Regions from separate parts of the Homo sapiens genome. Here region 2 is linked to region 1. A link is an interaction called in ENCODE POLR2A ChIA-PET data of the cell type or tissue named here. Cell type or tissue: MCF 10A. All regions are shown on one strand. Links, peaks and the distances in the headings refer to the core of each region. The heading gives the core; the rest is flanking DNA. Region 1 has its middle 4.2 kb from the start of GPRIN1. Region 2 has its middle 5.7 kb from the start of RNF44.

Region 1 (2,901 bases), core at 394-2,893:
CCCCTGGCCAGGGTCCAGGCGGAAGGACTCCTTTCCCTGGCAGAATGAGGGACATGGGTGGGGGCTGCCTGGGTGCACCTGCAGGATATCAGGGAGTGGAGGAGGGCACAGAGGTCTTCTTGTGCCCAATTTCTCCCTCTCAAGTGCTCCATCCCTTATTGTCTACCACCAACTCATTGTCCCCTGCCCTAAGATCCAACTTTGCTTTCCAAATAGGCTCTCTGGGATAACTTGAGCCCAGGAGTTCAAAATCAGCCTGGGCAACATAGCAAGACCCTGTCTACAAAAAATACTAAAAATTAGCTGTGTGCAGTTGCTCACACCTGTAGTCCCAGCTACTTGGGAAACTGAGGTGGGAGGATTGCTTGGGCTCAGGTATTGGAGGCTGCAGTGAGCTGTGATCATGACACTGCACTCCATCCTAGGCAAAGCAAGACCCTGTCTCAAAAAAGAAAAAGGAAAAAAAAAAAGGCTCTCGGGCAGAATGGGAGAGAGGGCTGCCAAGGAGCAGCTGGGCCATGATTCAGCCTGAGTCACCCATCCGAATCCTGGGGCCTCCCTCATCCAGGCCGGGCCGCAGCTGCTGGGGGTGAGGGGGGTGCAGCGAGGGGGGAGGGGGCCTGTGTGAGCAGCAGGCTGTGTGCCTGTGTGCCCAGGCTGGGGCTCTCATGACCATCAGTGCAGCACTGTGAGGGCCCGGGGATAGTGCATGTGAGGAGATCAGGGTGGGAAAGGTGACCCGATGTGCATCAGTTATCTGGGCTGACTGAGGAGGTAGAGTTTCCTCATGTGTGTGCATATGTGTATGTATGTAGCATGTGCACATGTATGAGGGCGTTGTGTGGGTGTCTGAGTAGGGCTAGAGTTTGACTCCCAACTTTATTACTTTCTAGTTGTGCAACCCTGGCAAGTTACTTAATGTCTCTGAACTTTTTAGTTTCCTCACCTATGAAATGGGAATAATTGTATTGTCTCAGATGGTTTTCTTTAGGATTAAATAGAATGAGGTGATGACTGTAAAACACTAATGTACAGTAAGTGGTATACTACCATCGTTATCATCATCTGGGGGGTGCTGGGTTATACACGGCACACAGGAGGATGGGTGTGGATCCGAGTATTCAGAGGGTGCAGGTGTGTGGGGTCTGGGTAAGTATTTTTTATTTTTATTTTTAAATAAAAAAATATAAAAAATTCTTCAATCTTCATAGCCAACTACAACTACAGGTAAGTATTTCTTGAAGGAGTGTGTGTTTGTATGTGGTGTGTGCATCCCTGAAGCAAACACAAGAACTTTACAGAAAGTTGGGTTTATATGGCACTGCCTGCCCTCCCCCCTCCCCCCCCCACACACAGAGCACACACCTTCTCTAGTGGCTTCAATTTGCTGAAATATGGCCTAGACCAGGGCCAGTATCCAGGCAACGAGTTCAGGAACTGTGGATGCTGTTGTCTTGGGAGTCTCAGACCTCAAAAGTTTTAGCCTCAAACAAAGCTAGAATGGGAGTAGCTGCCTGGGTGTGAGAAGGGGATTGTGCTTTATGGAGGAGATATGAACATGATATGAATGTGAACGAGAGGGGAAAGAGGGCAAGATACATATTTTGTGTGTGTGTGTGTGTGTGTGTGTGTGTGCGCGCGCGCAGGGGTGGCTTTGGGGGGTGGCTGCTGTCTCTGCTCTGGTACAGTCTGCTTGTCTCCATGGTGCCTGTTGCCACACACGCTTGCTTTTCAGAAAGTCACTGGGATTGTTTATTCCACCCCCGGCCTGGGCGCCAGCCAAGGAGCTGCAGGCACTTGTTTATCTTCTGGTGCGTACGAGTGTGTATGGCTCCCCAGTGGCAGAGCAACCCGAGATACATACACACACTCACACGGGTGTGGGTGACCATGTCATTTGTCACAGGGTGAGCCTGAACCCTAGGATGAGTCACAACCTGGGACCAGATGGATTCTCTCCACACGGGGACAAAGATGACCCCCAGCAATTCCAGGTGTATGCAACACCGATTCAGCAAGGCCCAAAATTCCAGGAGAGTATGAGAAGCAGGTGGCTTTGGTTCCGTGCTCCATCCCTGACTCCCCCTCCCCCCAGAACAAATCAGTGACCTGGGTCACTGCCCACCCTAGAGCTGGCACTGGGATCCATCCCATCCCACCACATGGGCTGGGGTGGGGAGGTGGTCTCCCAAGGAAGATGGAGGTGCCGTGGTCAGAAAAGGGTGTGCGGTGCTGGGCTTGCCATAACACTGCTGTCCACAGCAAAAGCACTTGGTGTATTTTTCCTCCCTACATCTTCCTTAGAGCTCTGAGAGCTAAGCATTGTATAGGATGATATCGAGGCTAAGAGAGACCTCAACCAAGGCCATACAGCTAGTAACTGGCAAAGCCAGGACTGAACCCACATCAACTGCCTCCGTACCTGTTTTGAGCTCCTCCTCTGCGTTAGCAAGTGCTTTGTTTTGTTGTCTGGAAATTTTCATTTTAAAAATGTTTTTATCAACAAGTCCCTATGGAACAAGAGTGGTTGCAGAGCATGGCAGAGGACCCAGATTTTAAAGAGGCTCCAGTGTCCACATAGCAGGCACTGCCAGAACTCTGACCACATCCCTTTGGGTGCCCTTATCATTTTTGTGCCTACCGGCAGGACTCCCAGCAGTACCTGCATCTTTGTCAGAGAGATGCTCTCAGGCTGCTGGGACCCACTTTGCCCACATTCATTGTGGGCCAGGAATGCCTGGGAATTAACATACAGCCCATGCAACACATTCCAGGGATGGCCCTTAACCAACATCTGCTGGTGTTGGGATATAAATACCCCACCTCCCTTGCCCTCAGCCAGGAGAATTCCAAAATGTGTATTTACCCCATTTTCCAAGAGTTCCCTGCAGGATTAAGCTT
Region 2 (2,841 bases), core at 1-2,500, 71 kb after region 1:
CAGCCTGGGCGACAAAGTAAGACTCCGTCAAAAAAAGGAAAGAGAGAAAGAAAGAAAGAAAATAAAGGAAAAGAAGAAAGGAAATAGAAGAAAGAAAAAAAGGAAGAAAAAAAGGAAAGAAAGAAAGAAAAGAAAAGAAAAAAGAAAGGAAGGAAGGAAAAGAAAGAAAGAAAGAAATTGGGGACCCATGAGACCAACTTCTCCCCACCCCAGAGCCTCCTTCCAGGGCACTCATTCCCTCTAAAGCTCTCCTTTAGGTGGCTGTTCTGTCAACAAACGGCAGCTTTAAAAACTAAGTAGACCCGGAGGCAGCCGCTCCACCGTCTCATCAGCCCTCCGCAGAGGAGCTAAACCTGGGCTAAGCAGACGACCTGGTTGTGCAGCTTGTGGGAGGCGCGGTCTGCAGGGACTACCACCACCTGCATGCCAGCCAGAGCGCGGCCCGCGGCGGGGTGCAGCCTTCGCTGGCCTAATGCGCCCAGGAGGCGGGGACGGTGGGGCTACCCTCCGGCGCCGGGACCCGCGGCCTGAGCTGGTGCCGGCCATGCCCTGGTCCAGGTTGGCTCTAGCGATGGGGACACAGGGGTTGCGGGGAACGTAATCCCTCCCGATGTCTCGGCCGGCCGCCTCGTTTTGTTGTCACTGGAGTCTCCCATCCTCCTCCTGAAGAAGGTATCATCAATTCCATTCCGCAGACTTGAAAAGTGAGGGTCAGAGAATGGCCCAAAGCGGGGAACCAAGATCTGCTGACCCCAGACAGCTATTAGCTACCTCCGCGCCCACCGGGGCTGGGGGAGGGGACACACTCTCCGGGAAGCGAAGATTCTCTGAACGACCATGGGGTCGTATTGTTTCCCTTTTCACAGGCGAGAAAACGAAGTCACTCCTCCAAGGTCACGGAGGCTGCCAGGCCCCAGGCGCCGCGCCCTTACGCACCCCTGGCCGACTGACGCTGGGCGGGCGCGGCCGAAAGAGGCTCCGCCCCGCACGCGTGGTGCGGTCCAGGCAGCTCCATTCGCGCGGGGCCGGGGCGGGGGTCCTGGAAGCTGCGCAGCCGGTGTGGGCCCCGCGCGCCCGGGTGGTGAGGTCCGCGGACGGTTCCCCTGCACCGGGCCGGAGAGGGGCCGCGGCAGGCGGCGCGCGGGCCGCAGCCGCACCGCGAGCCTGGGCTGCAGCGGGAGCGACGCGCCGGCCGCCGGGTGGGGGTGGAGCCCCGCCGCGGCCCCAGGTAACGCCGGGCCCGGACCCTGCGCCGAGCGCCCCGGGCGCAGGGCCGGCGAGCACGCGGCGGTAGGGGGCGGCCGCGGGCCGGCGGAGGAACGCACGCGGGGTCTTCCCGCCAGGCCTCTGCCGGCGCCCGCACGGCGGGAGCTCGCAGTCCCGGGCCCGGCAGCGGGAGCTGCGCCGCTCTTCTCCCCGTCCGCTAGGTCCAAACGCCCCAACTCGGGGAGCCCCGGGGAACTCCGAGCCCCCGCGTGCCCTGCGCCCCGCGCACGTCCCGACCGCCACCCCCGGCGAGTCCCAGCTGCGGCTGGGACCCAGGCGTCCGGCACCGCGAGCCGGAGACGCGCTGCAGTTCTTTGGCCTCGCCATGTCCGTCCTAAACATTTCCCCGACGCCCCCTGTGCCGGCCGCCGGGGAGCCAGAGCGGCCTAAGCCCTGCCCTGGAGCGGCTGCAGGTCCGGGGAACAGACCGCTGCACTTCAGCGCCGTCCTTACTGCATTCTGGATGTCGGAACGCTGCGGGGTCCGGAGAGAGTCCGTGTCTTGCCCAAGGTCACACAGCTTCCGTTGCCTGAAAGCCACTAAGCTCGAGTCGAGCTGGTGCCGGGGGCTGGGAAGTGAGGGAAGGAGGACGAGTAAGATGGAGGGACAGTGGGGGATTCGGGTAGACTTGTCTTCCTCGATCTTCCAGGGTCCGCACTCCTGCAGCCCTCGGTTTTCATCACTGAACAATGTGACGGTTCCTGCCCCCTTTGCAGAACCTGGGGGTTCCAGCAGTGAGAACTGCGGGTTGGGGAGGAGGAGTCAGAAAGGGGAACGCCCCCACGCCACACCCACACAGCGCACACCTCCAAATGCGGACCCAGACCCGAAAAGTTGGCCGGCACACACACACAGAACCACTGTTGACCCACCGAGAAGGATGCTTTCACCCAGCTTCACACCTGGACAAACAGCCTCACAGACCTTACTGACTTCCCCAAGGTCACAGGCTAACCAGAGGCAGGGCAGGCTGGCCTCAGGGGCTCTGTCTCACCCCTCAGTGTAGTCCTTTCGCCCCAGTGGCCTAGTTATTATCGATCACCCGATTTTACAGACGAGAGATTGAGAAGGAGAGGAGCCATAGAACTCACCCAAGGTCTCAAAACTGGAGCCCGAGTGCTGAGGGCCAGAGCCCCAGACGGGGAGCACCTCTCCAGACGCCCTGCCCTCACCGCCATCTGCACGCACAGCCACTTAAGGGAGCCAGAACTCGGGGCTCAGGGCTGTTGAGGCCAGCCCTGAGTGGAAAGGACTTAGCAGGGCTTTGTCTACTCCCTCCCTGGTGTGTGAGGCTCTGGGCCCTGCTCTGATGCTCTGGTGTCTGGGAGGTGTGAACCCTGAGCTGGCTCTGCCAGGCTGTGCTGTGTCCCTGGCTGGTACCCCAGCCTCTGTGTCCCGCCAGCTCCATCCTGGGAAGGTGACTGGGCCCTGCCTCTTTGGAGGGAGGTTTGAGGGGCCTTGGAAGAAAGAAATGGGGTACTTTCTGACTCCGAGGGAGAGAGGCAGCCAGTTGTCCAGGCTCTGGGGTAGGTGAGAACCCTAGTCGGGCAGGGCCCCAGCAGGAAACATGGCCAC

Evidence for each region. Peaks named below come from ENCODE experiments on the same cell type or tissue, not always from the same donor. Only the 100,000 strongest peaks of a DNase experiment are listed, where the experiment ranks them.
Region 2: POLR2A ChIA-PET joins it to region 1 with 6 read pairs; 8 of 35 experiments call an interaction of 5 or more read pairs at or near these places.

The regions. Positions count from the first base shown.
Region 1 is chr5:176,612,916-176,615,816 of GRCh38, reverse strand. No RefSeq gene overlaps it. Among named protein-coding and RNA genes, the nearest start is that of GPRIN1, 4.2 kb to the right of the region's middle. In MCF 10A, for the core only: no CTCF peak of the experiment used is centred there; DNase peaks (open chromatin) are centred at 536 and 1,766.
Region 2 is chr5:176,541,648-176,544,488 of GRCh38, reverse strand. It overlaps a transcript of RNF44 not described here and a transcript of CDHR2 not described here. Among named protein-coding and RNA genes, the nearest start is that of RNF44, 5.7 kb to the right of the region's middle. RefSeq lists silencers at 409-458, 919-1,508 and an enhancer at 1,899-2,505. In MCF 10A, for the core only: a CTCF peak has its summit at 1,322 (motif pointing right); a DNase peak (open chromatin) is centred at 938.